Linked DNA regions of Homo sapiens: region 1 is linked to region 2. The links are chromatin loops, found by intact Hi-C in ENCODE. Cell type or tissue: chondrocyte. All regions are shown on one strand. Links, peaks and the distances in the headings refer to the core of each region. The heading gives the core; the rest is flanking DNA.

Region 1 (4,381 bases), core at 86-4,085, 86 kb before region 2:
ACCTCTGTCGTCACTGAACCAGACCCCACACTCTTGACAAGAGTGTGTCGTCAAACTGGTTGATCTAGTCTAATACCTGTGGCAATTCAAGATGCTTATTTTTGCTCTTATGAATGAAATTGAGCATTTTTTCATATGTTGGAAGCCTTTTCCCCCTTTGATGTGAACTTTATGTCAGTTGGCCCATTTTTTCTATTGAGCTGTGCGTTGTCTTTCTTTTTCTGACGTTTTGCAGAGAATGGGGAGGAACTCCAGAGCTTTCAGAAGTAACTTTGTAATCTCCTAAATCAAGTAATTAGCTTTAGAACATTTCTAATGTAGCATATAACTTACGTCCATATTTTAAAATGTATGTTCTGGGAGGAAGAAAGCCTTTTACAGCAAAAGTTCCAGGTTATACCTGATTATCCACTTATTTTAATAATTATTCATCCCTGCCTACAAAAAAATGGAGCATGCAATGGATTTGGCTACAAGGGAAGTCAACCTGTCCTGCAAGCCTGGTGTGTGTGCTCGCGGGGACTGGAGGGGTGGGGCGTCAGAGCCACGATGCTCCGCAGTAATAACGCAGGTGACTCTCTGTCCCTTAGGGTGAAACTGGATGTTCATTTTCCAGGTCGAAGCCGCTGGTCTCAGCTGTGTTTTCACCGGTTCCCTGAAAGAGAATACCCTGTACCTTCACAGAGCCAGGTAAACCCAGAACCTGCCAGAAGGGCAAGAAACCTCAAGTCGTACTGGGATTATCATTTTCCATTTCAGAGAGAGGGTCTTCTTGGTGGGTTCTTGTGCCTTCTGCTGATGGTAAAGCTGAGACTCTGGTGACTGTTGACACACACCTGTCAAAGGCATGCCTCACAGGCAGCCCAGAACTCAGGCGCAGCCCCTTCCGAACCCCGCCTGGGACTGCAGAGGACAGGGGAGCTCACGGGGCCGTCTGCCACGCCACAAAGGGCTCCAGCAGCTGGGTTTGCACGCTAGGCTTCTTCGACAAACTGGGACAGCTGCTGCTTATTCCGGGCAGTTTCTGAGGCAGCACGTTCAGACGACTTCCTGCTGCATTAGGAAGCTCCGTCTTGTGAGCCCTGGGGAGGCCGGCAGGTTGGAACCTTCAGAGCCTTTAATCCCCCAGAGCGCTTGACTTGTAGGGCTCGGGAAATCTCCGCAGCAGGTTTCCATGACCTAAGCAGCTGATTGCTTTTGAATAAAATCAGATGCCCTGCTCCAGCCCTTCTGCTGGGCCAGCCCTCCGTCCCAGAGGAGCTCTCCTGCTTTGTGGACCTCTCTGCCTGCCCCCCACAGCCGCCCCCACAGCCGCCCCCACAGCCCTGTGTGGTATTGGATGAATCGGACTTGTCTGTGTTCCTCAGATCTATGCTTCAGGCCATGTCCTTGGCATGGGGTGTCTGGCACAGAGGTTTGGATCACATGTTCACTGAGTGAACCTTGGGGCACAGAGGCACACATAACCATTTGAATCCTGACCACGTCCCCCCTCTTCTCATGCAGCGAACTTGGCGCTGAAGGTCACAGCACACGTGGTCCCGGTGATTATGGAGCGCTTCTCTCCTGGCCTCCATTGCAGTAGTCATCCAAGGAGCTTTCTCCCATTCAGAAGCGACTTATGCAATTCTTCACTGGGGTGCTGAGCTCTTACTGGCAAGCTAACTAATGCCATTTTGTTAGACTGTCTTTCCCTCACTCCTTCCTTTTCATTTGACTTTTTCCCCCTAAAATCTCTAATGAATCACACGCTTGGGTCGAGTGGGCAGTCTGCGAGCTACACTGAGCAAACCCACCACGCCCCCTCTTCTCTGGTTCCTGACTTGCCGTAGTGGTGGGTTTAAGCTTTACTTGGCAGAGGTCCTAGAATACAGTTGTCAGCAACAACCAGAAAAAGGGCTTGACGTTGGCGGTGGAAGGCAGCGGCTCTCAAGCCTCAGTGATGAGGCTTGCGTGTTACTGGATCCCCCCGAGACCTACTCACTCAGAATGATTTTTATAAATGGAGATAAAATTCACCTAACGTTATATTTACCATTTTTATGTGCACGATTCTGTGGTTTTTAGTGTATTAACAATGCTGTGCAACCATCACCACTATCTAATTCCAGGACTTTTCATCGTCCCAAAAGAAACTCTGAGCCATTAGCAGTCACTCCCCATCGCCCCTCTTCCCATCCTCTGGAACCCCCTTGCCGGCTTTCTGTCTCTGTGAATTTACTTATCATGGATATTTTATTTTATTTATTTTATTTTTTGAGACAGTCTCGCTCTGTCTCCCAGGCTGGAGCGCAGTGGCGTGATCTTGTCTCACTGCAACCTCTGACTCCCGGGTTCAAGTGATTCTCCTGCCTCAGCCTCCCGAGTAGCTGGGACTACAGGCGCCCGCCACTGCACCCAGCTAAGTTTTGTATTTTTTGGTAGAGACAGGGTTTCGCCATGTTGACCAAGCTGGTCTCAAACTCCTGACCTCAAGTGATCCACCCGCCTCAGCCTCCCAAAATGCTGGGATTACAGGCGTGAGCCACCGTGCCCAGCTCGGACATTTTATATAAACGGATTCCCAGTATATGTGACCTTTTCTGCCTGGCTTCTTTCTCTTAGCATAGGTTTTATCCACACTGTGGCATTAGCAGCACTTGGTTCCTGTTTGTGGCTGCATAACATTCCTGTATGGAGGCCCATATTTTGCTTCTCCGTTTATCAGTTGATGGAATTTGGGTTGTTTTCAGTTTTTGGCTATTCTAGTAATGCCACTGTGAACATTTATGTACAAGTTTTTGTGTGAACACATGTTTTCATTTGTCTTGAGTGTACATCTCGGAGTGGGGTCACCGGGTCACATGAGAACTCCATGTTTAAATTTTTGAGGAACTGCCAGACTGTTTTCCACTGTGGCTGTGACATTTTATATTCCCACCAGCAATGTACAGGGGTCCAATTTTTCCACATCCTTTCCAACACTTGTTGGGTTTTTTTTTTCCATTTGTTTGACTATAACGACCCTAGTGGATGTGAAGTGGTATCTTGTAGTTTTAATTTACGTTTCCATAATGACTAATGATATTGATCACCTTTCATGTGCTTATTAGCCATTCACATACTTCCTCGGGAGAAATATCTATTCAGATCCTCTGCCCATGTTTAAATTGGGTTGTTTGTCATTTGTTGTTGAGCTCCAAGAGTTCCTAACATCCTGGATACTGGACTCTTATCAGATACGGGACTTGCAGCTCTTTTTTTTTCCACCGTTACTTGTCATTCATTTTCCTGGTCCTGTTCTTTGATATACAAGAGTTTCATTGGAATGAAGTCCAATTTATCTTTTTTTCTTTTGTTGCTTGTGCTTTTGGCATTCTGTTTCAGAAACCAATGTCTCATCCATGGTCATGAAGATGTACAGTCTGTTTTCTTCTACGTGTGTTTTGGAGTTTTAGCTCTTACATTAAGGTCTTTGATCTAGTTTGAATTAGTTTTTATATATAGTGTGATGTAGGCATCTTGGTCCATTCAGTGTTGCTATAAAGGAATACCTGGAGCCAGGTAATTCATTTTAAAAAGAAGCTTGTGATGTCATCATGATTCTGATGTCTGGAAAAGTTCAAGATCAGGCATCTGCATCTGAGGAAGGCCACAGGCAGCTCCAGTCATGGCAGAAGATGGCGTGGAGCTGGTGTGTGCAGAGACCACACGGAGATGGAGGAAGCAAGGGCTAGGGGTGCCAGGCGGGTTCAACAGCCAACTCTGGAGTGAACTCATAGAGCGAGAACTCACTCATTACCATGAAGACACCTCCCAGCCATGCATGAGGGATCAGCCCCCATGACCCAAACCCCTCCCATTAGGCCCCACCTCCGACACTGGGTATCAAATTCCAATATAAGATTTGGAGGCCAATATCCAAACGATAGCAGGGTCCAACTTTATTTTTTTACATGTGGATAACCGTTTGTTGGAGACACTATTACTTCTCCATTGAATAGTCTTGACGACCTTGTCAAAAGTGAACTGACGGTAGATTTATGGGTTCATTTCTGGACTTTCAATTCTGCTCCATTGATTTTTATGTCTCTCTTTACACTAGTACTACACTCTTGATTGCTGTAGCTTTATACTCACTTTGAGTAAGTAGTAATGTACTAGTCCATGTTCGCATTCCTATAAAGGAATACCTGAGACTGGGTAATTTATAAAGAAAAGAGGTTTAATTCGCTCATGGTTCTTCAGGCTGTAAAGGAGGCACGGTGCCAATGTCTGCTAAGCTTCTGGGGAGGCTTTGGGAAGCTTCCAGTTATGGCAGAAAGCAAAGGGGGAGCAGGCACGTTACATGGTGAAAGCAAGAACAAGGTTGCGGGGTAGGTACCACACACTTTTAAACGAA
Region 2 (4,381 bases), core at 200-4,199:
CGGTCCTCTGAGACAAGCCTGAACCTGCACCTGCTGGTAAAATGAATGCAGGTGGGGAGCTTACGATGCCGCTTCTAGGGGTATCCCAGTGTTCCAACACACACTCACATTAAACCCCACGCTGGCTGCTCTGCCTGGACACTCACAACCTGCCGTCTCTGGGACCTCACATCAAGCCACTGCCCACTGCCAACAAGGTCACAAGGTCTGGCCTCATGTCCAGAGCCCGAGGACAGCAGAAACACCCAGCAACGCACTGGGCATCTTAGGCACAAATGTCCAGAGCCCGAGGACAGCAGAAACTCCCAGCAACGCACTGGGCATCTTAGGCACAAACCGTTCTCTCGGCCAGCCGGCCCTCCCACAGTGAGAACATTCTTGTTCCAAGTTAAATACTGAGGTTCAAAGGGGCAGGGAACATGCCATGAGGAGCTCAGGTCCAGAGAAGGAGCAAAGCCTTGCGGGGAGCAAGACCGAGTCACCTAAGCAGAAATGTAAAACCGCAGCTCCTCATGCGGGGAATCCGGCTGGTTCTTAAAAGCCTGCTTTCTAGGCAAGATCTGTGGTATCCTCAGTACCATCTCTGGTGTAATTTCAAACCCAAAACACAATAGAAGGGAACAGAGCAGAGACTCAGAGGAGAGGAGAATGGCGTGAATGGGGAGAAAGAACAGAACACCGCAGAAAAGACGCTGGAGCTCATCTCTGTGGCCCCAACGACACTAACTGGCCCAGGTCACACTGGCTGGAGGCTGGTCTGGTTTCTACAGAGGCTGAAAGCAGCACACAGTCACCTCAGTCTAGAAACAGAAGCAGACAAAAAGGCAGAGGTGGGAATCCTCTCCAACAGGACGAAGTAGCGGTCAGGAATAGAAACACAGGGACACAGCTCCCCGGCAAGAGCTCAAATCCACAGAAGCCCCAAACTTAACAAACTCTGGGAAGATACTCTTCTCCAAGTGATAGCTGAGATCACTCTCTCTCTCAAAGCCAAAGTGAGTGCTGTCTTAGATTTAGTAATTAGAAGAAAAACAAAAGGAAGGATTTAACCCTCCTGCACACAAGAAGCCCGCCAGCCTGCATGTTCAAACAGAGTTCAGACTGGAACAAACTGTGCAATAGGCAAAAACTGGAAGAAGTATTTTCTATTTTCTAAGCTGCCAAAGGTTAAGGAGCCATGTGTGCTAAGCATGTGATTGGTCCTGCCCAGCTGTCAACACTGCAGTGTGCTCCGCATAAAGGGGCTGCCTGACCCTGCGGGGGGACTCTGGGTCTGTTTAACAAGGTCTGTGAGGAAGACCCTGGCTAAGGTACCCCTGAGTCACAGCAGAACTGAAAGGGTGTGTTTTGTGTACAGGCCACGCACACAGACGAAACGCCTGACCTGGTACCGTCTGACCTGATGGGCCAGGCACAGATGAGCACTTCTTGTTCTGACACAGAAAGCGTCTGGGATGGCGCTCACAGCCAAGAGGAACCGTGAAGATGTGTTGAGGCCTCACCCAACTTCCAGTGAAGAAACTATTATCTTGAATTGCTTCAAGTCATAAACCGTTTAACTGAAGTCATTTAACATACTGAAAACACTATCAGCTGGAGATAACAGCACCACTTGGTGAAATGAAAGCTGCTTGGATCAGGACAGATTAGAGTGGCTTTTGTTTCACCAGAGTCACCTACGCCCTGATTCCCTGCGACTTTATTCCGAAGCGCCGGCCACCAACCTGTAAAGGAGCGGCGCCTGGCGTTGAGCTCGTTGGCCACACGGACCTCGGTGCACAGCTTCAGCATCAGCAGCATGGTCAGGATCATGATGGCGCTCTGCCACAGCAGCGGGGACTCAAAGCGCCTTCCAAACCTGCGGGAGAGACACTGTGTCAGGAGGGAGGTCCACCCATGCCACTTCTCCCAGTCCCGAACCTGCAGCGGGAGAGACCCGGGTCAGGAGGGAGGCCCACCCACGCCGCCCCTCCCAGTCCTGAACCTGCAGCCGGAGAGACCCTGTGTCAGGCCCACCCACATCGCCTCTCCCAGTCCCGAACCTGCAGCGGGAGACACCTGGGTCAGGAGGGAGGCCCACCCATGCCGCCTCTCCTGGTCCCAAACCTGCAGCAGGAAAGATCCTGTGTCAGGAGGGAGGCCCACCCATGCCGCCTCTCCTGGTCCCGAACTTGCAGCAGGAAAGATCCTGTGTCGGGAGGGAGGCCCGCCCATGCCGCCTCTCCCAATCCCGAACCTGCAGCGGGAGAGACCCGGGTCAGAAGGGAGGCCCACCCACGCCGCCTCACCCAGTCCTGAACCTGCAGCAGGAAAGACTGCCCACCCACTCCCCCTCTCCCAGGCCCCAAGCGGCATCCCGGGGAAGGAGCCCAGGAGTTGGCAAACACCACAGTGACCAGGCACCTGTTGCCCATCTCCCAGACTCCAGGTGGGGTAGGGCTCCGGGGAGGGGCCGTAAGACCCCCATACAGCCTGACTCAGAACCCTTCGGCACATTTGGCGCTCCCCAGAACCAGTGGCCCAGGCACTGGTACCCGGGTCTAGTGGCCCTGAGTCCCCTCCCACAGCTCAGCCCAGGTGCCCCAGGCCCTCCCTGCAGCCTCCGGGTTGCCACCAGGCAAAAAGCCCAGTTTCTAGCTCACAGCAGCCCTGCTTCCTGCCTGGGGAAGGCGGGGATAGTGTGCAGAGCAGCAGGTGGGCCAGATGCGAAATTTCCACATGCACACACACTCCCACAGAAGAGAAGACAGCCAAGGCTCTGCACCACCCCCGCCCCCACGCCTCCCTGGCCCCGAGCTCCTCTAGCTGCAGGCTCCCAGGCCTTCTTGCTGACTTTTGACCAGGGTTGAGCATCTCTTCAGCTCAGCTAGGAGCCTCTGCAGGGCAGAACCACAGGCCAATGACTGGCAGTCTCTGCCTCCCTGCGGTCTCTGCCTCCCCAGAGCCACCACAGAGCTGGGACACATGCCTGCAGAGCCACCACCTCCAAGGCTGGGCTGTGTGTGGCACGCACTCATAGAAAGCCCCAACCCCTGACTGTTCCAGCGCGGGAATCTCAATCAGCCTGCAGTTTGGCCTGAAGGGAATTTTCAAAACTTGAACTGGTCACCAACATGTCAAAGTCAGGAGATCCTACATAACAGCCTCATTTCCCAACTTCTGAAAAACTGGAAGACCTAGCAACAACCACCACAGCCCCCACCTCTCTCCAGCTCCCATGCAGCATCCCCTTAACACGAAGCAGAAGAAGGGGGAACCCCGCAGCCCCCTCAGCAACCCCTTATCGACTCAGAGCAGAAGCAGGGGGAACCCCACAGCCCCCTCAGCACCCCCTTATCAACACAGAGCAGAAGCAGGGGGAACCCCACAGCCCCCTCAGCACCCCCTTATCAACAGAACAGGAACAGGGGGAACCCCATAGCCCCCTCAGCACTGCCTTATCAACTCAGAGCAGGAACAAGGGGAACCCTATAGCCCCCTCAGCAGGTGAGCCAGCCCAGCAGGTAAGAAGGTTCCACTTGCAGGTGAGGCTCCCACAGCAACCAGGAAAAAGCCACAGACGTTCTCCTGGGAGGACAGGGAGCCAGGATGCAGTCCTCAGAGGGTGGCCATGCTGATTCCCTCTGTGCTGGCTTCAGAGACCAAGGCCCTTCCCTGTCTCCTGGGAGCTTTTCAGCAGAGGGAGCAGCTGCCTGAGGTCACAGAGACTCAGGGAGCAGAGGGAAGGGCAGAGAAAACAGTAGCCTGGGCCTGGGGCAGACAGGGGGCCAGACAGGCAAGCAGACAAGCTGCATCTCACCCAGGTCAGCAGCCATGGCCCAGGGTGGACAGGGGCCAGGCAGGCAGGCACACAAGCTGTACCTCCAGGAATATCACCCAGGTCAGCAGGGGCCACCACCGTCCCCTTGCCTCACTGGATGCTTCCCGAGGAAGCCTCTGAGAAACACACAAGGCAAGACTAAGAGGCAAACAGAAGAAGGGAGGGTGATGGGCCCGGGGATAGAGGACGGCCAGCAGCAAAGAGGCAGCTTGAACAGGGTTTTCTGGGCCTGAGGCACAGGCCGGAGGTGCAGGGACACTGCAGGAGCAGGAGTGCAGGGGGCACGGGCACTCTGCCCACAGGCTGGCTCCAGCCCCCACACCGGCCCCCTCCAGGCCTCAGCCTCTGCACTATAAAGCACGATCGCAACCCCCAAGGCTGGAGGATACAGCCAAGCTCACAGTCACTTCCAGGGCCGTTCTCCACTGGCTACCAAGCGGCCTGGGTGCCGGTCAACCCACCCACAGAGACCTGAGGCTGAGGAGGTGACGCTGGGCAAGCATCTAAAATAGGCCAGTCCCCTGGGACACACGGAGGCCACTTCACACCACGTTCACCTCC

What was found. Hi-C counts contacts between places; a loop is a spot of excess contacts. Peaks named below come from ENCODE experiments on the same cell type or tissue, not always from the same donor. Only the 100,000 strongest peaks of a DNase experiment are listed, where the experiment ranks them.
Region 1: it touches region 2 in a loop (2.2-fold over the local background); 1 of 110 quality-filtered maps calls a loop at or near these places.

Annotation. Positions count from the first base shown.
Region 1 is chr18:79,855,763-79,860,143 of GRCh38, forward strand. It overlaps KCNG2 (potassium voltage-gated channel modifier subfamily G member 2), which reads left to right. Exons shown (of 4, transcript NM_012283.2): 2 at 617-690. Among named protein-coding and RNA genes, the nearest start is that of KCNG2, 60 kb to the left of the region's middle. RefSeq lists a silencer at 947-1,241 and enhancers at 947-1,241, 1,023-1,152. In chondrocyte, for the core only: no CTCF peak of the experiment used is centred there; no DNase peak of the experiment used is centred there.
Region 2 is chr18:79,941,605-79,945,985 of GRCh38, forward strand. It overlaps SLC66A2 (solute carrier family 66 member 2), which reads right to left. Exons shown (of 6, transcript NM_025078.5): 3 at 1,725-1,858. Among named protein-coding and RNA genes, the nearest start is that of SLC66A2, 7.9 kb to the right of the region's middle. RefSeq lists a silencer at 2,661-2,720. In chondrocyte, for the core only: no CTCF peak of the experiment used is centred there; DNase peaks (open chromatin) are centred at 267, 1,937, 2,157 and 4,057.